3 separate regions of the Homo sapiens genome follow, and regions 1 and 3 are each linked to region 2. The links are chromatin loops, found by intact Hi-C in ENCODE. Cell type or tissue: GM12878. All regions are shown on one strand. Links, peaks and the distances in the headings refer to the core of each region. The heading gives the core; the rest is flanking DNA.

What was found. A loop is a pair of places that touch in the nucleus more often than their neighbours do. Peaks named below come from ENCODE experiments on the same cell type or tissue, not always from the same donor. Only the 100,000 strongest peaks of a DNase experiment are listed, where the experiment ranks them.
Region 1: it touches region 2 in a loop (2.6-fold over the local background); 1 of 110 quality-filtered maps calls a loop at or near these places.
Region 3: a loop joins it to region 2, with 3 times the contacts of the local background. A loop is called at or near these places in 1 of 110 quality-filtered maps.

What each region holds. Positions count from the first base shown.
Region 1 is chr2:13,188,117-13,198,618 of GRCh38, forward strand. All of the region lies in intron 1 of LOC105373436 (a long non-coding RNA gene), which reads left to right. All of the region lies in intron 1 of LOC105373484 (a long non-coding RNA gene), which reads left to right. Among named protein-coding and RNA genes, the nearest start is that of MIR3125, 460 kb to the left of the region's middle. In GM12878, for the core only: CTCF peaks have their summits at 5,256 and 6,006 (motif pointing right); a DNase peak (open chromatin) is centred at 6,015.
Region 2 is chr2:14,301,347-14,311,848 of GRCh38, forward strand. All of the region lies in intron 2 of LINC00276 (long intergenic non-protein coding RNA 276), which reads right to left. Among named protein-coding and RNA genes, the nearest start is that of LINC00276, 94 kb to the right of the region's middle. In GM12878, for the core only: no CTCF peak of the experiment used is centred there; a DNase peak (open chromatin) is centred at 5,215; H3K27ac peaks cover 1,323 bases.
Region 3 is chr2:14,420,770-14,431,271 of GRCh38, forward strand. No RefSeq gene overlaps it. Among named protein-coding and RNA genes, the nearest start is that of LINC00276, 25 kb to the left of the region's middle. In GM12878, for the core only: no CTCF peak of the experiment used is centred there; a DNase peak (open chromatin) is centred at 4,062.

The DNA of each region.
Region 1 (10,502 bases), core at 3,750-7,749, 1.1 Mb before region 2:
ACTTGTGATTGTGCCACTGCAGTCCATCCTAGGGGACAGAGTGAGAACTTATCTCAGAAAATAATAACAATAATCTGTAGTAAAAATGTCATTACATGTAAGACATAGATGGGAAGCTAAAATGAGTAATAAGATCCAGTCCTGCCCAATTAGCCATGTGCATCCTCAATTTGGATGCTGTTGAAACTCCCCGAATGTAATTTGTTTTATATCGAATGCCATATGACTCAGAGTATGTAATAAAATCTGTTTTTGAGATTAAATTTCCAACTTTCTAAATATACTGTACTGTAACATACATGTTATAATTGATGACTAACTTCTAATTAAATAGTAGATACCATAGAGAAAATGTTTTCTGACCTGTCTACCAAAATATAGCTCATTTTGACACAAGAAAATGAATAGCTGTCTTTGAATCAAAAATTAATCCATAAGCAAGATTTTACATAACCTTTTTAGAAATGAATAAATTTTACAGCTTTATTCATTGTCAATTCCTTGATAGTTTTCAGACTGTATGAGATGAAGATTGCAAATTCTATAGAAAGTGCAAGGGATCAGAATAACACCAAAGTCTAGAAGTATCATGCAATTTTTCACATGACAACTAGACACATGACTGTTTTACGAACAAAATAAATTTTTGTATTGCGCATGACAGCACTTGTATCATAACTCAAAATCTCATTAAAGTATTTACACTATTAGCCGACCTCCTATTTTCAGCACAAGACTGCAAATAAGGTTTTAGGTGGGATAAACACATGAAGATTTGACTCTTATAAGGCTGTAAGTGTTGAATATTCATTACACTTTATGCTCTGGGCAGCTCAAAAGTTTGCTCTGTTTTGTAATAGACAGCTCACGGAATGGAACGTCTCACTCTAATGTAGTAGTAACTGCTTCCTTAAATTTTATGAGAGACTAATATGTTCATTCCTTTTTTCTCTGTTTGCTTCATTTCTATATGATACCAGTTTCCTCTAACTGCTCATGACTCTCTCCCCTTAGTACATCTTTCATTTTTATTTTGTTATTACTTTTTTTCTTTTCCACCTTCTTCCATGAAAAAAAATAGTAGAAGAAAACTAACTAACTGAAGCCCAAAACCATCCAGTCAAGAAATCTGACAATCTGGGGACTGAATTTGAATTTGTAGGTAGGTGGAGTTCTATTTTATTTTTTTAAACAGGGTCTTGCTCCATTGCCCAAACTGGAGTGCCATAGTGCGCCCACAGCTCCCTGCAGCCTCAAATTTTGTGTTTAAGTGATCCTCTTGCCTCACCCTCCTGAGTAGCTGGGACTGCAAGGTGCACACCACCACACCTGGCTGATTTTTTTTTTCTTTTTGTAGAAATGGAGTCTCACCATGTTGCAATAGAGTTCTTAATTAACATATCAGGTTGATAAACATTTGTTTAGGAATTGGAAAATGTACATTCTCAATTAGACTGTATTTGGAAAACCTATAATAATTAACCCTGATTACATAAAAACATATTTAAGGGAAACAAAGAATAAAAAACACTAAGTGTTTTTGTTGCGTGGAAATATGTTACTAGCACATTATTTTAGCCACGCTCTGCATGTTTTTGTTAAAGCATGACTGTATATACAGATTGGAAGGGCAACTCCCGGGAACTCAGCAAAAGCCATGGTATGAACACAAGCTAAGTGGCCCACAGAGACTGAATTCAATGCTAATCATGTAACTTAGTGTTTTTGTCAACTAAATTTAGAGAATATAGTATCATCTGCTGCAAAACCCTATTTTCACATGTCTGAGGAAGACTATTCACTCATGATAGATAAAATTAGAGTTTACAAAGTTTAATTATTTTGTCATATTTGCTTCCTTCAGTCAGGCATTTTGTATTTATTTTGAAAATAAATACGAAATTTACTTTCCAATATTGTTAATGAAATAAGAATTGACTTTGAAGTTATTTCTATGTGAATGTAATCAGAACAAGTATTTAAACTGACTTTATTATAGATTTCTTGTTACTTAAACACAGTTTATTCTAGAATATCCTTGACCATGAAATCCATATTCTTTTACATCTTAATCATATTCTTCCAAATATATAGTAAGGGGTTTAGATTTTAGCTTTGCCTTTAACAGTGATTAAGTTTTTATCTACTTCATCATCATGAAAAAGATATAGTAAATCTGTGGATAACTCTTAGAAGATCAAAATTGAATTGAGCTAAAGTATTTTTAGTCCTAGTAAGCGGCGTCCCCCAAGTAGTGTCATCTTTTCTGGTATGCAGAAAAGTGTTAGGTCACCTAACTAGATCCTATGTACATATACACTCTGTTTCAAAATCTACTCTGGCAATATTACAAAGTTGTCCTTGGAGTGTTCCACTAGCAAAGTGATCTTACCCTAGGGAAACAGCAAGAAAAACAAGCAGACAATTATGAGATGGTATTTTTGGATGCTTTGATAAAGAGAGGCACAGGATACTGTAGAGGATCTGAGGAGGGGTCTCCTTGCTGGTATTTGAGAATCCGACGTTTTCCTCTAAGAGCTGACATTTGGGATGAGCCTTGAATATATGTCTCAGTTTTATTTTGCTGCCTAACACACTATGCTCACGTTTAACAGCTCAAAACTGCATACATTTATTTATTTATTTATTTATTTATTTATTTATTTATTTTATTATTTTTCTAATTTTAATTATTATTATACTTTAAGTTTTAGGGTACATGTACACAACGTGCAGGTTTGTTATATATGTATACATGTGCCATGTTAGTGTGCTGCACCCATTAACTCGTCATTTAGCATTAGGTGTATCTCCTAATGCTATCCCTCCCCCCGCCCCCCACCCCACGACAGTCCCCTCACAATTCCTGTGGGTACTTTGGCTGACTTTTTGTTACAAACAGGATAATCAACTTATCTGGGCTTGCCCAAGACGTTCCCGATTATACAATAGAAAGTCCTGCACCCTAGGAAACCTCAGTCCCAGGCAAACTAGGGACTTCGCATGAGTACTCACCTTGCAGCCTTGATGAGGCTGCAATCACCATGCTGACTGGGGCCAAAGTCGTTTCAATGTTTGATTGGGGCAGGGGCAAGTTCTGTTTCTGAGCTACTCAGTGGTTGCTGACACGACTTAGTTCCTTTGGAGCTGTAAGCCAGTGGGGTCTTCAGGTCCCACTGGCCACTGGCCAGAGGCTGCCCTCAGTTCCCTGGCAGGTGACCCTTTCCATCAGAGTCTGACTTGAGATCCAGGGAGAACGTGCCAGCAAGATGAAATCACCGTCTTTTGTAATTTAATTACAAAAGAGACACCTCATCACTTTAGCCAAATTCTATTTGTTAGAAGCAATTCACTAACTAGATCCAGCCCATCCTCTGAGGGAGGGGAATAAACAAGGCAGGACTACCAAGAATAGAGGGAGATCTGCCAGAAGCTTTCTGTGCAACAGAGAATCAGCTGCAAGAAGAAACAGCTGAGAGAAGAGTATCTTATAATGGTGATAAACACATTTTCTACAGAGCACGTAACCATAAATTTATCTGATTAAGAATATGCTCAAACAATAGATAGCAAAGACAAATTTATTCTCAATTTTCTTTTAAAACATTTCACTACTCATGGCCGGGCACAGTGGCTTAAGCCTGTAATCCCAGAACTTTGGGAGGCTAAGTTGGGCAGATCACTTGAAGTCAGGGGTTCGAGAGACCAACTTGAGCAACATGGTGAGACCCTGTCTCTACTATTAAAAAAAAAAGAAAAATTAGCCTGGCCTGGTGACACATGCCTGCAGTCCCAGCTACTGGGAAGCTGAGACAAGAGAATCAGTTGAACCCAGGAGGTAGAGGTTGCAGTGAGTCAAGATCACAGCACTGCACTCCAGCCTGGGCAACAGAGTGAGACTCCACCTCAAAAAAAAAAAAAAATCCACTACACTCGATGAACAGATAAAAGAGTGTAATTTTGTGAGTGTGCATTTGTGCAAATGTGTGTCGGGGTGGAGTAGGTTGTTTTGAATTCCCTCTTTTATTTCAGCTGATTTTTGAAATTATTTTTTATTTACAGAACTCCAGGAATAAACTATATAATTAAAATTATAAAAAGAACAAGTCTTAAAATAAAAGTATTCTTAAAGCCTGAGCTTTCCTGCTTGTCTAAAGCCATTATTTTCTCTGACTTTCTGATCTTTTCAATCTTTCAATGTGTATTTCCCCCCACTAAAAACTGCTTTTTCCTATAATATTTCTCTTTCTCCCAAATCCATCCTTAATCCTTTGCTCTTCTAATGTTTGTTATTCTTTTAGATTTCAGCACAGGCGTCACTTTTTCAGGATTTTCTGAACTAATAAAATGTTCTTTATTAAACATTCTCATACATATATATTTCATGTTCTGGCATTTACCACAGTTCTATCTTTACACTTATAATTATTTATTTATGTTTATTTCCTAAAACATTAGCTTCATGTGGGAACTCACCATGTTTTCCCTACTCCAAGACTAATGTCTTGCACAAAGGGTACAGTAATCCCTCCTTATCCTTGGATATATGCTCCAAGACACCCAGTGGATGCCAGAATAGTACCATAAATAGTATTGAACCCTATATGCACTATGCTTTTCCCCGTACATACTTATGATAAAGTTTAATATGTAAATTAGGCACAATAAGAGATCAACAATAACTAGTAACAAAATGGAATAATTACAACATATTATTATAACAATTACGTGACTATGGTGTATCTTTCTCTCTCTCATAATATCTTCTTTTACTGTACAGCAGTAACTGAAACCCTGAAAAACAAAACCCTTGATAAGCAGAGACTGCCGTACTATTTTTAATCACTTGCTGAATAAATAAATAAAAACACATGTTATAATTACCTAAATGTTTCTTTGCTAAATTAATAGTTTTTTCTGAATTGAAATTCTTGTTTTATTTGGTTTGTATATATTTAGTGAAGGAGTAGATAGGTAGTGTTAAATTAAATGTGGCCTAATGCCTCTTCTCTTGAATCAATTTGTAGCAAACTGCAGCCTAATTTTAAGAATATAATCTTGTAACAAGTAGCTGTGTCTCAGTCGCTTACATGAGATAAGCTTCAGCCAATCACAGGCTGCCAACTGCTCAGGCCATGTCCATATAAGGCAAATGCCTCATCACACCCTGCATAAAGAAAGTCAACACTCAGCTGCAACCAACCACACAAGCTATATACGTATATGCTTCCTTGTTTCGTTTATAAATACTGCCTTCCCATGCGCTGGGGGGAGCTGTCTGAACCTCTCATGGTTCTTTGTGCTGTTTGATTCATAAATTTGCTAAAATAGGCTTTGCTAAATTTATTTTGTCTAAAGCCTTTCTTTTAACAGTAGATATAACTGTACACAAAATACAGTAGTTTATTTTCTCAACTTTAATATTTTTCTGTGCTAAAAGTTATCAATATTTCTAGTCAATAATAAAAAAGTTATGCTATTGGATATTCAATATCCAATGTGTATGCAAGTTATGAATACACTTAAATGCATCTTATTTGAACTTACACATTTTTATGGCATATATATATATATAGTATGCACCACGAAATATAGTAATCATATGCCCTTTTATTTTGTTCATTTAGATAACGAAATACTTTAATAAAAAATAACCTATGACATCTTTACAGAATTCCTATGGAATTGTTTGGACAGGAGAATATATTCATTTTCAAAAAGAGGCTAGTGATGCTCAGGACGATTAAGTAACTAGCCAAAGGTTATGCAGCTTCTAAAAACAAAATGCTTTTTCAGAAAGTGTGGGTACAATTGAACTCTTTTTAGTTCTGTCAAATTTCTCTCTTTATCATGTACCTGTAGTTTCAGATGCATTAGTGGCTACTTTGGCTTTCATGCCTAGAGGAGCATCATCTGTTGCAGGCAGGATGGGTAGAGGGTCCAGCAGCCTCTTGTCTTCCTGCCTGATTCTTCAGTATTTATCTGCCAAATCGAATTACCACAAGAGGGCACAATGACCTATGAAACATTCTCTCCCTATGCTTTCTGTTTCAAATTGATTCAAAATAGGAGAGATGGAGAAAAAAAGAAAAGGCAAAGAATACTTTTAAGTAATTAATTTCTAACTATTTTTTAATCCTGGCATTGTAGGCATGCTGATCAGAAATTTAAAGAACTTCTACTCATTAGGCTAGACAAACATATGTCCTGCACTGATTTGACATATCTAGAAAGATTCATCATAAACACATTTATTAATGAACATTTTATGAACTTTTACACGCCGAAGATGCTTTCATGTAGTTACCACGAAGGTCTACGTTTGGCTTAGAGGAAGCACAACTGAAATATTCTTTCCTTTTTTTTCAGTCCCATACACACTCTGGTGTCAAGCTCAGTACTCCTATTTACTGGGAGTCCTTCCTTAATGGTATCAGACCTACGAATTACTTTTTCCTCTTCATGGGCATTAAAAAATCTCATTATTTGCCTTTTTTCTCACTCATATGTTGAGTCAATTTTAGGTGTTAAATTCTGCACTGGGATGGGGATGATGCAACTTTCAGACAATGGCTTGGATGAACTCAAAGACTAGCAGAGAGGAGAGAAAAGTAATCTTTATACAAAGAAGGAGGACTTATTCGTGATTCTTATTTTACAGATGAGATAACTCCCTCATGAGTTTAAGTAATTCCTCAAAACCACACCAATGACAATTTGACTTTAAAACCCATGATTTTTTTTCTTCCAACACTCTGATAAGGTCATGGATTTTTAATTTGCTTTCAGCCTTTTGAGGATCGTCACAGATCCTCAAGTAGTTTGCATTAAATGCAACAGAAGTGTATCAACAACTAATTTGTATACATTATTATTTGATTTAATTTTCGGTACATTAAATATTTTGAGAAATGCCATTATGATAAGTAACAAATTCACTTTTACTCTTGATGTGAGATGGAACTATATATAGAATTACTGAGAAACAAAAAATTTGCAAATTTATTTATGCAAAACAACATCATTGACCGAAATTCAGAAAGTATTTTTAGTTATTTACTCTTTGTGATGAACTGTGCTATGAGAGCTAAATAGAGAATAGATTAAATGAATGTGGTGATCAACCACTAGGAAGACTTCACAGACGATGTTCTTTCTGATAGAAAGTTTTTAAGGCTTTGGAAGAAACTCTTCTGTAAAGAGAGTTAAGACAATTCCAAGGAGCAAACTTGGTATGAGAAATGACATCCAGATGAGGACTTAAAATGAGTAATGATATATTTGTGCAATTTACAATAACTGGTAGTTAGATTAATTTACAAAATAGGCAAGTACTTGAAAATAATGATTATTCATCAAATATTTGTTTTTACCTAAATATTATTAGATAACATATAAATAATAAAAAAACAACTTCGCTTGTCTCAAGAAAATTTATATACATAAAATATAAACATATGTACTATGATAGTATGAAAATATAGTTTTAACCAACTTCTTCATATACATATCTACATTAGATTTCAGGAAAGAAATAAGTTACAATGAAATTAAAATAAAATAATGTATCTGAATAGTAAATAATAGGTCAAGATACAAAGTTGTTTGAAACATTTGTAGGACAAGACCTTTAAAATTCCCAATAACTATCTTTTAGTATTTGGAGTCATAAAAAAATTGAAAATCATCATCCAAAATTATTGATCCTATTAACATAAAAAGTTTAAGGTAGTAGAGATAGATGGCAAACATGGATGAAAAATAAATATTTTTCGGGAATATTTGTGAGTATCAAAGGATAAGTAGAGCGTTGGGCCTGGCTTGGCTAATTTCTTTTAACTTTTTTAAAGCAATGCTCTCTGAAAATAGGTTTCAAATAATAGCTTTATGTATATATATATATATGTGTGTGTGTGTGTGTGTGTGTAAATAATATATGAGTAATTTCTAAACCTGGTGGTATACTCCCAGGAAATCAGACAGAATAGAAGATATTAATAAAAAGAAAACTGATATATATATATATATGTTTTCAGATATATCTGATTAAATATTAGAATGTTGACAAAGCATGTTTGTGGAAAGGTTATGATTATTTCCATAATGCATGTGGTTTTTCTATTTGTAGCATTACTGAAAACAAACAACAAAAAACTTATCAATTCAAATAAAGCTATTACTGTTAGAGCTTTAAAGGCAGCTTAGGACTAAATAACAAATCAAATAAATATGTGATGTATTTGGGAGAATGGTTTCCACCCCGCTCCCCCCACGCCAAAAAAAAAAAAAAAAAGACAGAATACCAGAGGACTTGGAGAACGTAGTTAAACTTTGCAAAGTTTATGGGTTGAGGTCGCATGAAAATCAAGGTATCAGGTTGGTACTGATCTAGCAGAAGGTCCCACAAGTCAAGTAGATGCTGCTGAATTACAGAGTTGAAAATCACTTGTCAGTCAAAAATTAGCATAATAATATGACTTAGCCTGCTACTAACATGATTGATATTATACTAGTGAGAGTAGTATCTAGCTGGAATGACACTTGTTGCAATACATGATGCCCTCTCAGATAAAAGCTTAGATTCTGCATCAAATTTTATTAGAATGAGAATATTTATAGGTCTTCTAATACGTCTTCACATACCCTTTTTCTATAATAAATTATTCTAGAGCAACATTTTCCTAGGGTTATCTTCAGAAGATTATTTCAATAGGATGTTTATGGATAGCTACTATATTAATAGTTGGGGGAGGATGTTGGAGACTATTGACTTTGTCCTGGTGGTTTTTCTTTGGAAAAATCATTAAAGCTCATGAGTGGCAGCCAAATGTAAATGGCACATGGAACTAAATCTCTAGCTCTGACCTCTCCCTGAAACTTCCATCCCTTGGTTGGACAAATACAACCCGCTCATCATTACTTCATTATTTCTAAAGCCTAAAGTCAAAATTGGAAAACTTCTGCATTTTTAACATTTGTAAATGTCATCACCATTCTCTCACTCATGTAGATTTTTTTAAACTTCTATTTTAAGGTCAGAGGTACAAGTGCAGGTTTATTACACAGGTAAACTTGTGTTACAGGGGTTTGTTGTACAGATTTTTTCATCACCCAAGTATTAAGCCTAGTAGTATCCATTAGTTGTTTTTCCTCATTCTCTACCTCCAAAAGGCCCCAATGTGTGTTGCTCCACTCTAGGTGTCCATGTATTTTCATCATTTAGCTCCCACTTACAAGTGAGAAAAAAGAATTAGTCTCATGTCCAATCTCCCATTCTGTGTATGACTCAGCTCTTTAGGGTCTCATTCTGCCTGCACTGCTCTTTGATATCTAAATCTGTCTGTTTCATCTTGTTACTGCCGTCACTACTTCAATCCAAGCCCTCACAAATTACCACTGCACAATCTTAAAAGCCTTCTCACTGGCATGAATATGCAGCTTTATGCCCTTCCAAGCCAGCTGAATTCATGATGGTCAGATGGTAATTTGAAGAGCAATTGTTGAATTATCTTTCTCCAATACTTAGTTATGTTTATGGATTCTCCTTCGCTCATTGAAAAGGGTCCAAATTCCCCAGATAGGTTTTTAATGACCTCAGACCCTGCACCTAATTCATACTTCTAACTTTATTTCTTCTTTTTGTTTACATATCATTTGGGTTGAATGAGACTATGTAACCCAGAGGGAGAACACAGAGGAACACTGTGCTGTATTGAAGGAGAGAAACATGTTAGGAATAGTGAGTTGAAATAGAAAATAAATCAGTGAATTTAGGAGAAAGGAAGGACGTAAATAAAAACTTATCGATAAATGGGACCTAGAAGAAGTAACTGCTAATATATTATTTTCTTGAAAACACGAAATTAAGGTTAACCAAGACAAAACTGGAGTTTGACCGCATAAGACAAAGAGTCTAGCTGAGGATTACCTCAACATGCCATGCTTATTTGGCTACGTAAACAAGAGGTTGATTCATTGTAATGAGAAGAAATCGTGTTAAAAACATAAATACTCTATTTTGCCAGAATGATACATTGTCCAGTTATTTTACCTTGGGAGAAGATCTGGGAATAAATTGGGGATGTTTTGTCCTATAGAAAATTAATCAAATCATGTGAAAATAGTATGAATAAATCTAAAATAGTTAATTTCAGCTTTTGGACTTAACATGCCCTCTGAGTGTGGTGCAGACCTGTTGGTTCACTCATTAACTGGTCACAGTCAGCATAGGTAATAAACTACATGCTTTTGTATACATGTTGTCTCATCTGTTCTGCTTATGAGCATTCTTCCGTAGAAGAAACTTCAGACATGGAAATGTGCTAAGTTCATTTTCCTGAAACCTAGGTGGGTTGGATTTGCTACTTGTAATAGTAGCAGTGAATTGGTCAGGCTGCACTCATTCCTTTATCCTTGATGACGGACAGGTTAATCCAGGCTGAGATTGGCAGTAGAATAGGTGTCCAGAATTTGTTCCAACCAAACTGAATTCTTTATTTTTC
Region 2 (10,502 bases), core at 3,372-7,371:
CCTATTAGTGACTGCTGTTAAATGAGGATTGATCTAAAAAGATCTCCTGCCTGTGGTAGGTGCAATTCTCTAGCCTTTGTTAACAAAGTTAATAAAGGGTCTGTGCCTTCAAAAAATTTAGAGCTTAGGAGGAGAGAAAATAAGCAGCCTGGTGGAATGCGAAGCTATGGTGTGAGTGCATTCCTGGGGTATGTGGTGAGAACACAGAGAGTTTCAATGGAAAGTGAATGCTCAGCCACTGGGGCCAGGAAAGGCATTGGAGGAGGTCATCCTTGAGCAGCTTTTCCACTTTCCCTTAAAATCTCCATCTGTAAAAGCAGGTGGCAATAGATACTATCAAAATTCACTTCCAGCTACAGGGTGATAGGACATCAAGATTATACCTTGATGTCCCAACAGCTCAATCTGAAAAGACCTCTCCTAGTAAAAGAAGAATTGCACCGTTTTTGGATTTTACTTCTCGACACTTGATTCAGTTACTGACTCGACAGAAAGAGGGCCGTAGAGGGAACAGGGAAAAAATGAAGCCTAAAACAAATTAGAGGTGGTAAGAGTGAAATGTATGTAGATTTTTCTGTAATCCTCCTTATGGGAGAAGCTATGGTTGGCCATCTCCCCAACTCCTTAAAAAAATCCCCGTTAAGCTCTGAAGTTAAGTACATGATTTAGAGTATATGAGAGGGGGTCTAGGAGGAAAATAGAAGTTTTATACTGTGAGAAGGATTTGCCTACCATTTAAAAATACAAATATGCCCCCCTTTAAAAAGTCTATCTCTTAATACATGCGTGAATATAAATAAGCCACAGTAATAGGATTTATTGTGTTTCCTAACAGGACACCACAGCATAGTTGCCAGAAGTGGTACAAGGATTGCAGAGTGAGAGATGGAGACTGCCATAGGTTACGATGGACCACCAATAGCCACAGTAGCTATTATCTACAGGCCAAAACTCAAATTTGTTTTTCTGTGAATAGGTCCCGTTGCTATACAACAATATAGACAAATATGGCAATAATGCAACATCTCAATTTTCAAGACATTGTTATATCAATTATCTGAGTTGTACTTCACAGTTACTGTACCTCAGAGCAGCGTAAATCTGAACAGGACTCAGTTACTCTATCTGTGATATTTACTGAGGACAATTCTCCTGAGTAAGTAACACAAGTAGAGTAACTCTGAGTCCCCTACAGTTAGGGTGATTTGATTGAGTTCAGAGGTCCATATTGGGAGTACATAGTCTCTCGATATGAAGCCTAGAGATCATTTGACCAGAACTATCTCTAGATTTTTCCCAGGGGATGGTAACAGGTGAGAAATTCAGCAGATGTGTACCTGCTGAACACAACAAATTGAAATTTGGTTTACCCAAATGTGCAGCCTCTGCCAGAGACAAAGAAAGTGCCTTTAATAAATAGTTTCCTTACCTCATTTCTTTCCCCTTTCAAAAATGTCTACTCACTAATATCAGACTAAACATAAAATGATTCCTTTGGTATGTTTGCCACCTCCTTCACCTTTTGGAAATTAGAGCATTTTATACTGTCATCCTATTAATATGTTTTCATTTCCCTTCCTTTTTTAAATAACAGTTTTATTGTGATAAAATTCACACACCATAACATTTACCTACTTAGAGTGAAAAATTCAATAGTTTTACATTCCATAAAATTCACTCCTTAAAGTGTGTAATTCAATGGTTTCTATCATATTTACAGAGTTGGGCAACCATCACCATAATCAGTTTTAGAACATTTTCATTACCTAAGAAAGAAACCTTATACTCATGAAAAGTCACTCCTTAATTTTCCCCACTTTTTCACCTCATCGTTTGGCAATCAGTAATCTACTTTCTGTCCCAATAAATTTGCCTATTCTGGACATTATATAAATAGGATCCTACAATATGTGGGCTTTTGAGACTTGCTTCTTGCACCCAGGATAATGGTCTCAATGTTTGTCTATTTTGTAGTGGGCATCAGCACTTTGTTCCTTTTCTTTGATGAGTAACAATTCATGGTGCGGATTGACCCATTTTATTTACAGCCATTTATCAGTTTGTAGACATTGTGGTTGTTTCTACATTTTGACTATTATGAATAGTGTTGCTGTGAACCTTCAAGTAAAAGTTTTAGTGTAGATGTGTGTATCCATTCCTCTTCAGTAGATAACCAGAAGTAGGATTATGAGATCATATATGAAACTCTATATTTAGCACTTTGAGGAACTGAAAAACTGGTTTTGAAAATGACTGCACAATTTTACATTTTCATTAACAGTGGATGAGGGTTTCAAGTTTGCGACATCTCTATCAGCATATATCATTATATCTTTTTTTATTTTAGACATTCTATTATGTACAAAGCAGTATCTCATTGTGGACTATCAGTTTTTAAAAGTTTACCAAAAATCTGAACACTACAGGATACTAACAATATTAATTATCACTAATGTTTATAGGCTTAGTGATGATCTCAGAAGTTTTCTTTTAATAATTGGGAGAAAGGGAAGAGGCTGGGAAGAGGAGTTGAAATGAAGCAAGATGGATCATGAGTTATGAATCATTGAAGCCAGGTAACAGTCATTTAAGCACGCATTATACTATTGTCTCTGCTTTATTCAAGGTTTAAAGTTTTCTGCTCACAAAAGTATTTTTCTAAGTTGACTGGGATCTCTTAGTAAACACATTCAGTGACCTACTGTAAAATTCTTCTAGATTTGGAGAACTGGGCTTATTTAAAATGACTATATTCTCTAACATATTTCTTATCCATCTCATGTTAAATTTTTCTCCCCTAAAGCATTTGTTTTCTATTTCCAGCAAGCTTATCAAGTTATTTAAAGAAGTTAGTGGAAACAAAATGAGAATTGAATATGTTTTCCTTATTTCATTATTGTCTTTTTTAGATCCCATGGTCTATCTGTAGTTTCAAACCTTTGAAAAGATAGTGTTGCATGGATGATATTTAAGATAGGCAGAAGCTTTTATGCTTCTAACTGAGATGACTGTTGGAAATGCACTGTTCCTCACAACCCAGTACTCAAAGATACATATATTAACATAAAAAACATTTTCACATTGCTTTTCTATTATTTTATGTTCTATTATGTTCCATTCTAATACATTGTTTTTTTCTTAGCTCTGGTTATGACACACTAAGTTGACTTAATAAACAGAGTGACTCATAGTTCCAAAAACAGTGGCTTAAAAAACATTGTCTTAGATGGAGTAACAATCTATTCTCTTCTTGAAAAATCTAGTAGAAGTTTCTTGAAATTTCCCAAAATAACTGGGATTAATTAACATAATGATCAAATAGTTTTTCATAAATCAAATTGCATTATTTTGTACTTTATTTCACTCACATTTCTTCCTTCACTAACACTGATGTCTACGTTCATCTCTTGGTATTTAGAATTCTATTCAATCTTTGATTTAATTTATTTTCATGAATGGTATAGCATCAGAAGTAGCATAGAGACTCCAAGAATACTTATATACATAATCCAGTAAACTATCCCTCTGTGGCTTCAGTAAAACACCGTGGCCCAGAATTATCAAGTGATTTGCATAAAGAAGACACAATTAATGACAGCATTGGTACTAAAATCAAGGACTTCTCACTCCTAGTCTAAGACATAGTCTACTATACCAAGCTTTGATGAATTAGTTCCTGATAGGATAGACAATTAGGAGATGAAGGCCATTTTCATAGGATGGGATTACTATTGATGTAGATGCTTCAATTACTATTTCTTCTTTAAAGTCTGTTTGCAGCAGTAGCTAAATGGAAATCAACTAATTTTCAAAAGCATAGTCTGCCATAAGGCGGATTTATGAGAAAATGGTGAAAAAAATAATGTATTATTGATCTCAGGAAGCTATTTTTACATTTTTCTCTTTAAATAGTAAATGCACCATTTTCAAACTCACTTTTGCCATTTCGCCATCATTGTTTATGGGGAGCTGCCTACATCTTTAATAAAGTCTGATTTAATTCTACTGATGCCTTAATACTGATAAGGTGCCTACTATGGGTTGTGTCACCCCAAAAGATATGTTGAAGCCCTAACTCCCAGTACCTTAGAACGTGGTATCATTTGGAAAGAGAATCTTTATAAAGGTAATCACTTTAAAATTAGGTCGTTAGGGTAGACCCTAATCCAATATGACTGGCATCCTCATAAAAGGGAGAAATTTGGAGACAGAGGCACAGATACAGAGAGAACACCATATGAAGATGAAGGCGAAGGTCAGTGTGGTGCTTCTACAAGTCAAGGTATGGCAAAGATTGCCAGCAACTATCACAAGCTGTGGGAGAGACATGGAAGTCTCCCTCACATCTTTCAAAAGGAACCAACCCTGCCAACATCTTGATCTTGGACTTACAGCCTCCAGAACTGTAATACAGTATGTTTCTGTTGTTTAAGCCAGCTACTTTGTGGTGCTTTGTTAAGGTAGTCCTAGCAAACTAATATGGGACCTCTGCTAGAGAACAGAGATATTCCTGAATGTGTTCATTCTCCTTCACAAGTTAACCCTTGACTCTAAAAATTTCATGGATGAGCTGTGAAAAAATGGCAGTGGGTATTCAGTACAGCCTCAGGGAACTCTGTACCTCTCATATCTTCTCTCTAGCCATAATGACTGCAGCCTCACCCTGTATACCTGGGCTCCATTCCTTAGTCTTCAGCTGCCCCCCAACTTTCCAGTCAAATGTCCTACCATCATGTGTAGGTAATTAAGACTCCGTGTCCGTCCTTTTGTAAGAAAAATGAATCTTTGATTCCTTATTTATTTATTTTTTTGAGATGGAGTCTCACTCTATTGCCCAGTCTGGAGTGCAGTGGCACAGTCTCAGCTAACTGCAACCTCTGCCTCCTGGGTTTAAGTGATTCTCTTACCTCAGCCCCCTGAGTAGCTGGGACTACAGGCACCCACCACCACTCCCAGCTAATTTTTATATTTTTTGTAGAGATGGGGTTTCACCATGTTGGTCAGGCTTGTCTTGAACTCCTGACCTCTGGTGATCTGCCTGCCTGAGCCTCCCAAAGTGCTGGGATTACATGTGTGAGCCACGTGCACCTGGCCTTGTCTTTGTATCTTTAGGGAAATACCCTAAGCTTTACCAATTAGCCCAAGCATTCAAAAGTGTTTATAAAAACTCTCACGCAAATCGACTTTCAGATTCCTCATTATCACTTTCATTTTTAAATTGAGTAGCTAAGAAAACTCTTCTTTTTCCTACACTCTGTACTTCCATAAATGCAATTACATATGTAAAGTTCTCCCACTCAGTTTTATTTTATGCTCTCCTTCTATAAATGGGCCATGTATATTTTCATACAATTTGTCAATGCAAACATTGCAAAGGAGATAGTCCTGTAGCATGTCATTAACAGAGTTTCTCTAGGATGGCAACTGTCCATTTGCTGCCTTCACTGGATGAATGTTTAACCAGCTTTTAATCTACTGTCTTCATCTAGTCAATAGACATAGCCTGAGTAATGTTGTCAAATTCCTTTTCCTTGTTGGTGCTAAGATTCACCATGTTTTTGGTATTTTCTTGTTTCACTGAACAGAGAGAACATGAGAGAGAGAGATTTAAAAACTGTAGAGATGGATTTAAAAATGTATCCCCCTTGCAATGACTCTTCTGTCAGATGCCTCTCTGACCCTCTTTTCTTAGTTTTTCAAACATTTAACCTTGTGAATTCAGATGGGTTCCTTCTTCAGACCCACATGATGTTTTAAGGCAATTAATAATCTCTGTCATAGTGACAGAAAATTGTTTCTAGGAAGGACATTGATTTAAGTGTCTATAGTCTATTGCATAAAAATCTTACTAAATTCCATTCACTTAAGTTTAATCTCTTTGTGTTAAACAAGTCAGATTTTCCTTCTTTAAAAAACAGATTATTATATCTGCCTGTTATTTGGAGAAGAGACATGTGAAATCACCTATATAATCTCACTATCAGAAACTGCTTCTTTTCCTGCCACTGAGATATATAAATCACGTTTAGAGTTTTCTGAGAATCTATCAAAGCTGAAAAGATTTCATAAAATTGCTAGCTGCCTCTAATTGACTTCTACCAATATGGAGATGGTACAGTAGCAATTTTGTCAAAGATCATTATACCTAAATGTATCTACCTGTTCATTCTAATAATTATGGAAAACATATTCAGAATTGTGCTCTGTGCTGTGAGAAATATAAAGATTTACGAGACACTGATTATGTCCTTGAAGAGGACATAGTTAATTAGAGAAGAGGATATACATTTAAATAAGGTGATACAAGGAAGACCCTATGTGTCCATGAAGAAATGGTTGCATACAAGCGCCAAAGTTAGGTGTAAAAGTGAAATAACACTTGAATAATTAACAATGTGATAAATATTCAATTAGTGAGATAGAAAGAATAAAGTCTCCTGTGGAAGAACTCAAACCACTCATGATAGGAATATCTAGGAGCTCACTCTGGTTGGTATAAGAGCTACATGATGTTGAGTAGTTGGATCACACTGCTGTCATGCATCAAATCACATCTGCATGCCAAATAAGAAGGACGGCTTCTTTGTGCAGGAGATGGGTTTGCAATGAGGACATTAGAGTGGTGAAATTTATGACAGAAACATGAGAACATATCTCTGCTTATTCTTAGAACTTCTAATGAGCAACATCAGACAAAAGTCCAAGTTCTTTAGAGATTCCATTAGTTGAAAGCAAATTAGAATATTTTTATGGGTGCCTCGAGTAGTGCCATGATGGCCCTAAATATTTTTTTAAACTGTGGAGCCCTTACAAAATTAAAATTCCTACTGGGAAGAGACTGAGTGTTGGGGTTGGTGAGACCAGATTTCAAATGTGAACTCTGACTTTATGAAATGTATAGATTTGGGCAAATTACATGACCTCATCTGTAACACAGGGAATTAGCTATCTCTTTGGTGTGTGTGTGTGTGTGTGTGTGTGTCTATGTGTGTTTAGGTGTGTGTTTAACATATATCATGATGTAATGTTTTAAATAGGCCAGGTGCCGTGGGAGGTTGAGATGGGCAGATAGCTTGAGCTCAGGAGGTCAAGGCCAGCCTGGGCAACATGGTGAAACCTTGTCTCTACAAAAAAATACAAAAAATGAGCTAGGCATGGTGGCTGGTGTGCCTGTGGTCCCAGCTACTCAGAAGGCTGAGGCTGGAGGATTGTTTGAGCTTGGAAGTGGAGGTTGCAGTCAGCCGAGATTGCACCACTGCTCTCCAGCCTAGGTGACAGCTAGAACCTGTCTAAAAAAAGAAAAAAAAAAAAAGAAAGAAAGAAAAGAAAGAAAAAAGAAGGTATAAATAATATAATATGCCAGAGATAGCAGAGATGTGAAAGATACCAAAAATGCTCATAAATTCAAACTAGCTGACTGGTGTAAGATGCATGATATGCAGAAAATCTTAGAAGAAAGTGGTAAATTCCCCCACATTTTCTTTCCAGGAGTACTTGGAAAGAGAAAAAAATTGCATACATAGATTAATAGATCAATTATTTCAGATCCTGTTGGGAAGAATAGCAGCAAAATGTATGAGGTCTGGTGACATTTTTTTTCATATACAACAAGTATGGAATACAGGCTCCAGGAATAAAGGAATGGTATTGACATCTGTCTAAACACAGGATATCTGGCACACTTAAAAAACGAAAGCCCCCTCTCCTGCCTTTGTGTCTCCAACCATCCTGCCCCAGTGGATTGGTCCCCTTCCAGGAGCAGCCAGAGGCAACACTGAGGATATGATAGGATTGTCAGAAGGCACAATCTGTTGCTCCTATATAAAGTGAGAGGTAACAGCTTTCCAGAAGCAGACAAGGGACATCTTTATACAGGCCAGCTCAGCCCGTCTAAACTAGGTTTCTATTTGTTTTATGGTTCTGTCACTTTTCTTTCTAACAAAGCAAGTCTCTCCTTATCCTCAGAATTTATTTGAGAGTAAGGGTGCTTTATACCAATATTCACCTTCTATGAACCAGCAGAGAGTTTACCTTGAACCTAATGAACCTTAAACTCAGAGCCCCTCACTTTCTTTCTTTCTTTTTTTTTTTTTTTTTGAGATGGAGTCTAGCTCTGTTGCCCAGGCTGGAGTGCAGTGGTATGATCAAGTGATTCTCCTGCCTCAGCCTCCCGAGTAGTTTGGATTACAGTTACCCACCACCACGCCCAGCTAATTTTTGTATTTTTAGTAGAGACGGGGTTTCACTGTGTTGCCCAGGCTGGTCTCGAACCCCTGACCTCATGATCCACCCACCTTGGCCTCCCAAAGCGCTGCGATTTCAAGTGTGAGCCACTGTGCCCAGCCCAGAGCCCCTCACTTTCACAGATCTGCATTTAATTTTGCATTAGTACAAAATACAAATATAAATATTATTTAACTCATCAAAAATACCCTCAATCATATGAGCTTTAGGCCCCAGGATTCCCCCGGACATACAATATTGGAGTGACCAAGTAAATTCCCACTTTCATATCCTCCATCAACTCCACTCCCTATACATGAAGTACCAATGACTCTGGCCAACTTCCTCCACAAGACTCATCTGTTAACACTCCCTTTCATTCACCATTTACCCTTGTATCACTACTTGACCATGTCACTTTACATCCTGGGATTTCTACACCAACTTTTCTCTCTAGCTAGAATGCCATTTTCCCTGAATCAAACTGGAGGAGCCTTTCTTACCCTTCCTAATCTAATTCAAATGTTCCCTCTGCAGGCCAGGCACAGTGGCTAACGCCTGTAATCCCAGCACTTTGGGAGGTCAAGGAGGGCAGATCACTTGAGATCAGGAGTTCTAGACCAGCCTGGCCAACATGGAGAAACTCGTCTCTACTACAAATACAACAATTAGCTGGGCATGGTGGTGTGCACCTGTAATCCCAGCTACTCGGGAGGCTGAGGTTTCAGTGAGCTTGAACTTGGGAGTCAGAGGTTGCAGTGAGCCAAGGTTGCTCCATTGCACTCCAGCCTGGGAGACAGAGCAAGATTCCATCTAAAAAAAAAAAAAAAAATTCCCTCTGCAAAGTTCTCCCAGATCCTCTAGAGGAAAGCCTTCAATGCCTGATGTGCTTCCAGAGCACTCTTTACTCTCTATTCTAGCACTTGCCACATTGCCTTGTAATTAGCTATTGTGTGCCTTTTCCACACAGAAGCTCCAGGAGCAGGTAGCACATCTTGACTGCTTCTTCATTCCTGGAGCCTAAAGCAGTGCTCGGCACAGGCAGTGTTCAGTAAGTAGTAGCTGGTGGAGTGCCTGGTTTCAGAACCCCTCCAAGGACCTCCACACGACCTCATCATGTCCTACAGGTTAGAGTCAGGAGGAAAATTACTCACTGATCTTGCTCTCTACCCACAACCAAATTTTCATATTCTCTTAGGTATCAGCATTATCAAACCCCTTACTTTCATCTCTCCTCTATTTCAGTTGCAAAATCCTATTTCAGAATAATTTTACAACTTCATCTCCTCTTCTACAAGGTAAGGGCATATGCAAATTTGAGTTTAAAAAGTAAATGCTTTGAATACAAGTTTTCTGCAGCACAAAGGCCAATTGGTATTAGCTTGGCTTATGTTTGACCTAAAAGAAGTTGGGCAACTTCAATGGTCTTTCTAATGACCACATCTATCCATATATCTGAATAAGTCAGTAACCTTCCCATGTGTGGACATGGGCAGACACTGAACTCAGCAGAAGAAAAGGGATAGGGGATGCTGACCTCTATTTCCCTCACCGATTGATTTCTTCATCCAAACATTTAGCAAACATCTGTTAAATATTCAAAAAGTACATGCCAGGTACTGTGCCAGAAGTTGTGAGTACAGAAATTAACTAGACACAGTCCTTGCCTAATCAAGAAGCCTACAATTCAGAGTAAGGAGAAAGGACATGTATAAATAGGTACAGTGCAACTTAAGAAATGCTGTAATAGTGCTTCAGGGTGGGTTGATGTCCTAGTTCATTTTCTGTTTCTTATAACAGAATACCTGAAATGGAGTAATTTATTTTAAAAAGGAATTTATTTCTTACAGTGATGAAGGCCAAGAAGTCCAAGGTTGAGGGGGTGTATCTGGAGAGGGCGTTGTGGCCAGTGGAGACTCCCTGCAGAGTCCTGAGGAAGTGCAGGGCATCAAATGGCAAGGGGATTGAGTGTGCTAGCTAAAGTCTCTCTTTCTTTTCTTATAAAGCCACCATTGTCATTCTCATAGGGAGTCATTAATCCATTAATCAATTAATCCTTTAATTTATTAATCCATGAATAGATTGATCCATTCATGAGGGTAGAGCCCTCATGACTCAATCACCTCTTAAAGCCTCCACTTCTCAATACTGACACATTGGGGATTTTCAACATGAGTTTTAGGGACTCAAACCACAGCAGGTGAGTTGAGAAAGACTTAAATCTAAAGAAAATTTCTATTGAGTTTTGAAAAATGAATAAAATTTGAACTATACATAAG
Region 3 (10,502 bases), core at 2,328-6,327, 120 kb after region 2:
ACCCAATTCCATCATAACTAGCAATTTCTAGAACAGGGTTATCAGTTTTCTGAGAGGAAATTTTAAAAATTTAAAACACACACACACACACACACATACACACACATGCACATGACATTTTAAAAACCTTGCCTCTGTGGTCAGTATAAACGGACAAATATCAAGGCCGGACGCCCTTTGATGTGGAAATGTCTGTGATGCCTGACAGGACCCAACATTTGTAAATCAGGAATTGAAGCTAATACTGACTGCAGGAGATAAGGCAGAGCCAAACTTCCACTTCCATCACCTCAGAATAAGTGTCAGTCCTTCTAAAGGCGCATTTTGAGTGCGAATCACAGGATGAGTCAGACCAAGTGTTCTTATTTAGATAGTAGTGAAATCAGGCCTTAGAGAATTGTTAGTCAGCAAAACTAAATTTTAGTAAGGCCATGCTCTGGGAAAGGAAATGAAGAGATCTGAAACCAAATTTAGACCTTCCAGAGACCAAAAACAGCAAGGTATAGAAAAGAAAGATCCAAGCCTTGCTTCTCCTGCCTAATGTGAACAGGAGAGAGGCTGGAGCAGGTGGCAGGAAGAGGAAGACTCACTCACTTTGCAAAATTCTGTGAGCTCCTTACAACCACACAAACAGCATCAAAACACTTTCTTACTGGATTTAGAATGGCTGAAATCCAGAACATTGACACTACCAGCCCTAGAAAGAATGCAGGGCAACGAAAACTCTCATTCATTGCTGGTAGGAATGCAAAATAGTACATCCACTTTGGAAAACAGTTTGGCTGTTTCTTACAAAGCTAAACATACTCTTACCATAAAATCTAGCAATCATGCTCTTTGATATTTACCCAGAGGAGTTAAAAACTTATGTCTACACAAATGTTTATAGCAGCTTTATTCATACGTGTCAAAATTTGAACAACCAAGACATCCTTCAGTAGTTTGATGAATAAATAAACTGTGGTACATCCAGATAGTGGAATATTATGCAATGCTAAAGGGAAATGAGCTATCATGTCAAGAAAATACATGGAGGAAACTTAAATTCATGCTACTAAGTTAGCCAAGTCAATCTGAAAAGATCACTATTGTACATTTCCAGGTATATGACATCTAGAAAAGGCAAAATTATGGAGATGGCAAAAAAAATTCTACGTTTGCCAGAGATTAGGGAAAGGAATGAATTGGCAGAACACAGAGGATTTTTAGAGCAGTGAAACTAATTTTTATGATACGATAATGGTTAATATATGTCACTGTACATTTGTTCAAACTCAGAATATATAAAACAAAGAGTGAACCCTAATGTAAAATGTGGACTTTGAGTGATTAAGACATGTCCATGTAGGTTCACCAGTTATAACAAACGTACCACCCTTGTCCAGACATTGATAATGGAGGAAGTTATATCTGGGTGGGGGAAGATGATATGCAGAAAATCTGTACGTTCTGCTCAATTTTGCTGTGAATCTAAGACTGTTCCAAAAAATGAAGACTATTTTAAAAACACATACACACACTGTCTTATGGTATCTTCCCTCAGTTATTAGGCTTCTTCCACTGCCAAATAATCTTCTTTTTCACCTTAGCCACAGCCTCACCTTCAGTATGCCTTCTGTCTCATCCACATGGTAGTCATTCCCTTACTCCATGGTCTCAGAAGTTTAGTTCATCATGGCTGGCTACTGTCTAGGTCCATAAATGTAGATGTAGCTCTCCAACAGAGACCCTGGACGGTAGGGGTTTGAACTTCTCCTGTAACTAATTCTGTAGGATGATGGATTAAAAACACGCTTTGGATGAAGAAAGATGCCTCAGGACATCCTATCTTAGTCACCCACCAGATGTGAGACAAAAGAAAGTTATGGTAAAAAAATGTCAGTTCTGCGACTTCTGTAACTTTCAACAGTTATTTCTGCCCTCTAGCATAATCCTAGTAATGAGTAATATACATTAAATCGCCAGTGAACAGGGGCATTGACTGCATTTTTAAAAATTATTTAACTTAAATACCCTCTAGTCTTAAGATAGATTTCTTTGAATCTGGCCTCATTTTATTTGCTGCCTTCCTTTGCTTTAAAATTCCGACCTAACTCACTAAGCAAACAACAGAGGCTCAAAATGTTCAAGAACCTCCAAAATTAGGTACGTTCATTGTGGAAGGATACATCATATCATCATTCTTTCAAGTAATTATGAAATTCTATATTTTACTTGATTGACTATGTCTGAAAAAAGATAGGAAATATAAAAGAACTAGAACTCTGTTTAGTTGCATCCTCACTATCTTCCAAGCACTGTGCCAGGCTGTGAGAATAAAGTCTTGAAAATGATACTGTATTTGCCCTTGATGTGCCAGTATTAGTAGAAGGAAAATGACTGTTATGACAATTACTAGGCTGGAAGTGAGAAAGGAAAATAAAGAGGTAGACAAGTGCCTGAATATAAAGAAAGAAACTAACTTTGCAAAGATTATGGCAGAGAAATCTAACACAGCTGACTCCATCTTGCTTATAACCTTACAAGTTAATAGCCCTTGCTCATTTCTGGGCACAGGCCAAGCTAACTACCAGAGGAATTTAGTTTACACTTTAAAGGAAGGACGATAATAGCTCCTTCCTGAAACTAACTCTCCTTGTTTGGGGAATGAAACTGCCTTTGTAAAAACTGATGAAAGGTCACAAGTTTAAAATTATGATAGGGGCTTGAATTCTGCTAAGCTATAAACATAGTTAAGTGATAGCCAGCCATTGTTCCCTATCTTGATTACTGCTAGGAGTTTTGTAGCTGGAGGTCACAAGATTTGTAACTTCCCCAATTGTTCCTATAGATAACAGCCATATTGTCAAAACCTAAGTTTGGTCTTTGAGATATTTTTCAGATGTTTGCATTCAAGCAGACCAACCAAGGCCACCTGAACCCATGAGTCATACCAAGGAACTGACTCAAATGGTCCAGTGACCCCTACCTAGAAATTGACTCAGTACATGAAGACAATTCGGATACATCTATGATTTCATCCTTAACCAATAAACAGCACCCATTCCCTAGCCCCCTGCCCACCACATCATTCTTTTAAACTCTAGCCTCTAAGCTCTCAGGGAGATGGATTTGAGAAATAGCTCTTATCCTCCTGCCCAGACACCTTGTGGTAATTGAACTTTTTCTCTGCGGCAATGCTACTATCGCCATGTATTGGCTTTTTTTCTGCAGCAGGCAAAAAGAACATGCTGGACAATTACAATAATATTTTAGAATAAAAAGCTGAAACTTGATTTTACAATAGAGAGCATTAACTTCTGTGTTTAAAACACAGATAAAGATAAGATAAGTTGAGGAAATTTCTCAGGTAGAAATATAGGAACTGTTTTAGAAGGAACAAATCTGGAAGAGGGATGAAGAGACTTCTTAGTTTACTGTTGCAATTATCTAAGGAGCAGATGATAAATCTTAAAAGTTTATGGTAGTCATCTGAAGAGGCAGTGAGGGTAAGCCTGGCTCTCTGCAAACTCTGTGCAAGATGAACTAATCTGGTAACAATTTGCTAGTTGAATAAGAACAAAAAAAGTTAATAGGATATCTCCAAAGACCATGATAAAAATATCTCCAGAAAAATGCTTTTCTCAACCCCTACCTCTGTACTACACTGTGTAAAGCTGGCAGGAATAAAATGCTAGATTTTTAGAAAATAGTAATTTTGGGATAGCATTTAGACAACTTTCTCATGTAGAGAAAAATAATTTTAAATATTAACTGAAATATATATTGCTTGTGAATTTTTCTCGTCATCATTCCACCATTCAATTATCTGTAAAGCTGAGACTTAAAGCCCTAAAAAAGAGAAGTCATAAATGACTCTAGTGGTAACTACAAGTTAATCTTTAACAATGACTTCATAAATTGGTTCTTAGAAGTTTATGGCACGGAGGCAGTAACCCTCTGTTGCTCAGTCTATAGAAATGAGTTTTATTGTTTCTCAGATATATTCCCTACTACTCTTCGATGACAATTCAAGCTGAACCATGACTTGCTATTCACCCTTGATTTTAAAAGCAAACCCTGTTTTCGTAATTATTTCAGGCACTAAAACTAGTCATCTGAAAGTAAATCAAAAGTGATTTCTCTCATCCCAATGAAAGTTTCATACTCTGCCCCAACACAAACTCAGTTGAGGGACTTAAAGTGAATAGCATTTCCATCTACCTCTTTAGGCTCTTCTCAAAAAGGGGAAAAAAAATATTTTTCATTTCTCAGGTCCTGCTCTCATGGTCTCTTCAGGCTAGTGCTGACTATCCAGTGATGTTCTCGGTGCAGCAGATGTCTACATGCTTATTCTTTCCAGATAAAGCATCTGGGTTTTCCAGAATCCTTGTGATAACCTCACATTGCACAGATTCCTGACATTGACACCTGGACCTTTAGTCAATTCCTCTCACCTCCATTTCTGCCCCTGGGAACACATTTCACAGATTCTGCTGGCTTCCCTTTGCCCCAAAGCACACCCTATTGGGCAACTAAAAGATGGCTTGATTCTAGCTACTTTCCACAGTATCCATTTGGGCCACTCTCAAACATCCTGCTGTACCAAACAGCAAAGGGTAGTCTTCCCTTGACTGCCTCTTTCCTTGCTCTCCCAACAGAGTTGCTCCCAACAGTGTTGCTCCAGCCACCTACTGCTGCTGAGCTAGAAGCATGCACCATATTCTATGGTTACCAGACCACCTGTAATAAGTTCTCCTAAGAATTGCTTCATAGTACTATACTCTGATGTGCTGCACTGCACTTATGACTTATGAATTTTACAGCTCAGCAACATCCACCTGGAGAGGGTGATCCCATTCTCTTTCCTGCTGACACCCTAGATCTCTCTAAGTGAAATTCTTTTGGAGAATCCCTTCCATATCACTGAACAATGAAAATAGAAAAGCTTCAAGTATGATTACTACCGACAATTTTTTCATGTCCTTTAACCAATTTCCTTGGAATTCCTAGGCTCCTATTTGCATAGGTTGTTTGAGGAGGGAAGGATAGGGATTGTAAGATGGGTTTGGTAACCTCTCAGTAAGCACTGGAAGAGGTAACTGGCAGCAACTTTGTTCTCTATTTAAAATTTCAGGGTACTTTTTGTTCTCAGGTTTGGGGTTTCAGCCAAAATTCCAAAACAATGGAAAAAGCCTCATTTGGTATCCGACTTTATCAACTTTGAAACTGAAAGAGACTTTTGTCACTGTCACTGTTGTTTTTAGCTCTTTAAGAACTCTAGTACTGAGAATACAGAGTTCAGCTACCAACCATGGAGTGGGAAGGGAAAATTGCTGACCTAAGAGTTGTACAACAACCATGTGTGGAAATGATAAGAAAAAGTTCTGCATTAAACATGGGTGATGGGTATAGCTTGGGATTGAGATGTAAGTGTGTCTCCGTGTGTGAGAGTTGGTGGGGGAGACTTACTTTATGCTCCATTTTTGGGGTCAAAACCTTGGGAATGAAGGGTGGTAGAGAGAACTAGAATACCATTTGACCCAGCCATCCCATTACTGGGTATATACCCAAAGGATTATAAGTCATGCTGCTATAAAGACACATGCACATGTATGTTTATTGAGGCACTATTCACAATAGCAAAGACTTGGAACCAACCCAAATGTCCAACAATGATAGACTGGATTAAGAAAATGCGGCACATATACACCATGGAATACTATGCAGCCATAAAAAAGGATGAGTTCATGTCCTTTGTAGGGACATGGATGAAGCTGGAAACCATCATTCTCAGCAAACTATCGCAAGGACAAAAAACCAAACACCGCATGTTCTCACTCATAGGTGGGAATTGAACAATGAGAACACATGGACACAGGAAGGGGAACATCACACACTGGGGCCTGTTGTGGGGTGGGGGGAGGAGGGATAGCATTGGGAGATATACCTAATGTTAAATGATGAGTTAATGGGTGCAGCACACAAACATGGCACATGTATACATATGTGACAAACCTGCACGTTGTGCACATGTACCCTAAAACTTAAAGTATAATAAAAAAAAAAAGAAAAGAAAACCTTAAATAAGTTTAGAGGATCTCAAAGCTGAGAAAGTTTCTCTCTCCTTGGGCTATGGCCTGCAAATATCACAAACCACTTAGCTACTGGGTAGAGCAGCAACAGCTACAGGAAGACCTGAAGAAACTATCTTTGAGTCTCCTGCAGTGCCAACTGTCACAGGGGAGCATCTGAAAGTGTCTGAAGTGCAAGCAGATGAGAAGAGCCCTCCAGGTTGGAATAGGAAGGAGACAGAGTATGTTACAACTGGAGACCATGGTGAATCAGGCCAGCAGACAATATAGCTCTCTCAGGAGCAGGGCTGATGATCAAGACCTGGCAGGATGAGACACAGCTCAGTAGTGGTCTGCAAAAATACACAATGGGCTGGGACTACATGCCCACCTCCCATCCTACCCTGTCCCCACTCCAGGCCAAGAGCTTCCAAACCCTGATACTGCCACAGGAAAAAGAAGGAAGCGGGAGGAACTGAGATAAATGGGTTTGATGAAGTAGTTACTTAAATGAGATTAGATTTTGGAAAATTTACCTTAACTTGTGAGATTTAGTTTTCTGCACCGGAAAAAAAAAAAGGGTGGATCATGAGCCAAGCTGAATCAGATATTGAGAAATATAAAGATATTCTTTGTGTACTCTGAACTTCACGTTCAGTTTTAAAGATAAATACATTGAAGACAGGGCTGGAGGGTGTGCCTCTGAATTTAAATACAGTTTGGGATGAAACTAGATCTCCACTCTTGATTTTAATTACTATCTTAAACCAAAAGGGATAATTTCCAGAATCACCATGGAATGGTTTGGAGCATTTAAAGAAGGAAGCATTTTGCCAATACATTTCCTTTGGATGTGATGAATCCTGCACTGCCACAGCCAAGTTGTGTGAATAAAGCCAAAACCAAAATCTCTAAATAATGTGTTCCTTTCCTTAATCCCCATCTATTTGGACACACGTCTATGTGCATTCAAATTGGCATCAGAATACTTGCAAGGCTTTACTCTCATTTGAAACAGTTGAGATATACTACCTAGATACACAGGCAGCATACTATGGCCATTTAGCAAGAAGGCTTTAGAGTTAGCTTGACAGGGGCCAAATCCTCAGTCTATAATTTATTAGATTTGTAATCTTAGGCAAATTCTTTAAATTCAGTGTGCCCCAGTTTCCCTTTTTTATAAAGTAAAAATAATTGTAGTATTTATCTCATGAGTTGTCATAAATCTCAAGCCAACATTTATATACATGGGCATGTATAAAGGAGTGAGTTCTCCATCATTTCAAATATTCAAGTTTAGGCTGGACAGCCACATGGTGGGGGTGTTGCATTGGACTGAATAACTGCTGAGATCCTTTCCAAATATGACTATCCTTTAGAAAAGAAGGTCCAGTGCCAAAGAACAAAATTCACTTTGAGATAAACCCAACTGATGGCTCTCATTTTGAAAAGGAGGCCAAAGACACACAAACTATTTCAAACTAAGATAGAAATAGGCCAAGTCGCCTTGCTGTTGACTCAGCAGCCAGAGAATCACGGAGAGTATGCTGGAGTTAAAGTCAGGAGAACTGGGCTGGAGTCCCAGTGCTGCTCTTGGCTGTGTGGTCATGGGTTAGTTAGGTAATGGATGTGGTTTGCAGTTTCTTCATTTCTAAAATGGGTGTACAAGTTTTTTTTTTATTATTTTCCCTCAAAAAGTATTCATGAAGATTAAATGAGCCAATGTAAAATTGCTTTGAAAATGGTAAATCACAGTATAAATACAGGTATTATCATTTGAAGAGCTCAAATTACACTACATTACACTATACATCATTAGTTCTGAAAATAACATACATAACCTCAAACCCTGGCTGAGAATAAGCTATTACTTTAAATATCATGTTGGGTATAGAAGCTGAAAAAACTGCCACTTTGTAGATTCCTGCATATTTTCTCAACTACTCAAGAGTGGAGACTTTAATTTACCTTTAAGGCAGGTAATGACTTTATTTTGGGGAAAAACAGAAAACACAGAACCATGCCATATATTTATGCAATATAAGTTAGGTCTTACTTGCTGTTTTTAGGAAGCCAGAGGTCATCTTCCACCTGAATACTGATGTCTTAGACCCAGAACTTCTCTGTTTCTCCTCTATAAAAATGAGATGTATCTTTTATCAAAGATTTTCTCTACAGATTTTCACTCAAATATTTATGGAACCTCCTCTCTATGCCAGGAGAGTTAGAGTGTTAAAAAGTCTGACCTACTCCTAATGGTGTTCACCAGTTACTACAGGAGACAGAAAAAATAAGCAACAATTACACAAATAATTAATGATGATAAATGTATGAAGGACAATGAGTCAGTGAAAAGTACTATGAGGATCTGTAAGAAGAGGACCGATAAATGTGGAGTTAGGATGAATTTAAGTGAGGAAAGAATATTTAACCTGAGTCTGGAAAGATAAACAGAACTGACCCAGCTGGGAGACACCAGGTGAAAGCAGAATATTCTGGGAAATATTTTTTATTGTCTCTGTGAAAATGAATGTTATTTTGTCTGGGTTTAGACTATGGCGTCTATAAATAATTTCTTATTCTTAGAGGGTTTTGTATGTTCTTTTCTGGGTAGATGGTATCAGGAGTAGCACACTGAGATGGAAAGGACTTTAGTAAGGTGAAGGCTATTACACCATAATTTTTCTCTTATCCTGGAAAAGGTGCTGTGAAAAGAATAAGATGAGGCTCAATATTGACTGGACATGAGACACTTCATATGTGGCATTGTGGAGTGTAGTCTTGTTAGGTTGATTATATTAATAGCTTCACTTGGTGCCTGTCCAAAGGCAAGATTACTCTCTAAGACTGGATTTTTATCTTAAGTAAGAGGACAATTCAATTGTATCATCTTGTGAAAAGGCTGATGCTGGGACAGGAAATGAAGACTCGCATTTTGCACCTTTAACTAGAGTGTAGTCTGGCTTTAAACTTGGACTTAAAATTACGATGACCAGATGTGACTGTTTTGAGTTGTTCTCTGTGATGTACTGTCCTTCTTCTCCAAACTTTCAATATACTTCTTACTAAAATGCAAAGCCTGACCTCAGCTGTGCACCTTGAATCAATGGAAATTTCTCTTCCATACTTGGGAAGGTGTGTGGACAGGAGGAGAGTCAGCCTCTGGGGCCTAGAGCAGTGGCAAGAGCAGCATCACCCCCAGGAGCCAAGTGTGCCCAGCAACACAGTGATCATGCATCAGTCCAAACATAGTGACAATGTTGAAATTTGCCTGAGCCCTGAGCTCCTGTAAAACAGGGGTCCCCAACCCCCAGGCCATGGACTGGTACCAGTCTTTGGCCTGTTAGGAACTGGTCTGCACAGCAGAAAGTGAGCAGTGGGCGAGTGAGGATTACCACCTGAGCTCAGCCTCCTGTCAGATCAGAGGGACGTGGCATTAGATTCTCATAGGAGTGCAAACCCTACCATGAACTGCACATGGGAGGGATCCAGATGCTCCATATGAGAATCAAACTAACACCTGATGATGATCTGAAGTGGAACAGTTTCATCCTGAAAACCATCCCACACCCACCTGCCATGTCCATGGAAAAACTGTCTTCCACAAAACTGGTCCCTGGTGCCAAAAAGGTTGAGGAAAACTGCTGTAAAACAGGGATGGCTAAGAAGTACTCCACCTAATCTTTTGTGTTCTGGAAAACAGCTAACTGCAAAGAAACACCCTTCCCCATATGACTCTGATGATTCACGGATGCCCATCTTATTTACATGTGGTAAGACACAGACACTCCAAATTCCCATTGTTTCATAAATGATTGGCTAAAATGCTTGTTCCCTAGGTAATCACATGGTCAGAGAGTTCTCCTTATTTTGCTAGTCCCTTTCTCCTTCTTCTAATATTCTTTTGAATAAAGTATCTCTTTACTAAGTCTGGATTTTTTATTTGACAGTGATGAGATGAAAATTCATCCTCAGTGGAAAAATGTGGGGCCCCTTCCTTCACACATGAGTTAGCACCCCAGAGAACGCTCAGAGAGTTTAAGAAGGCTAATTGGTAACCATTAGGCCAGCAGTTCTCAAGTTATCATAATTTTGCTATTAAATATGAAATGTATTCTTATTTTGTGGATTGATTTTGAGAACAGAACATCTGGGTTACATGAAAAATACTTTTTAATGGGAAAGACACCACAGGTATCACAACCAGCCAACCTGGAATAAGCAATTCTTGCTTAGATATTAGAAATTGCTCCAGCATTAAAATCTAGTCTATTATAAGAAATATGCAGTTACAAAAAAAAATCCTTATCTCCAAAGGCAAAGATTTTGCCTCTGGCTGGACATAGCTAGAAATAACTCCTCTTTCCCCACATGCCAGGAAATGCAGTCCCTGATCTTTTTTCAAAGGTGACCCCAAATACCTCTGACACACTTCAAAACTCAACACAT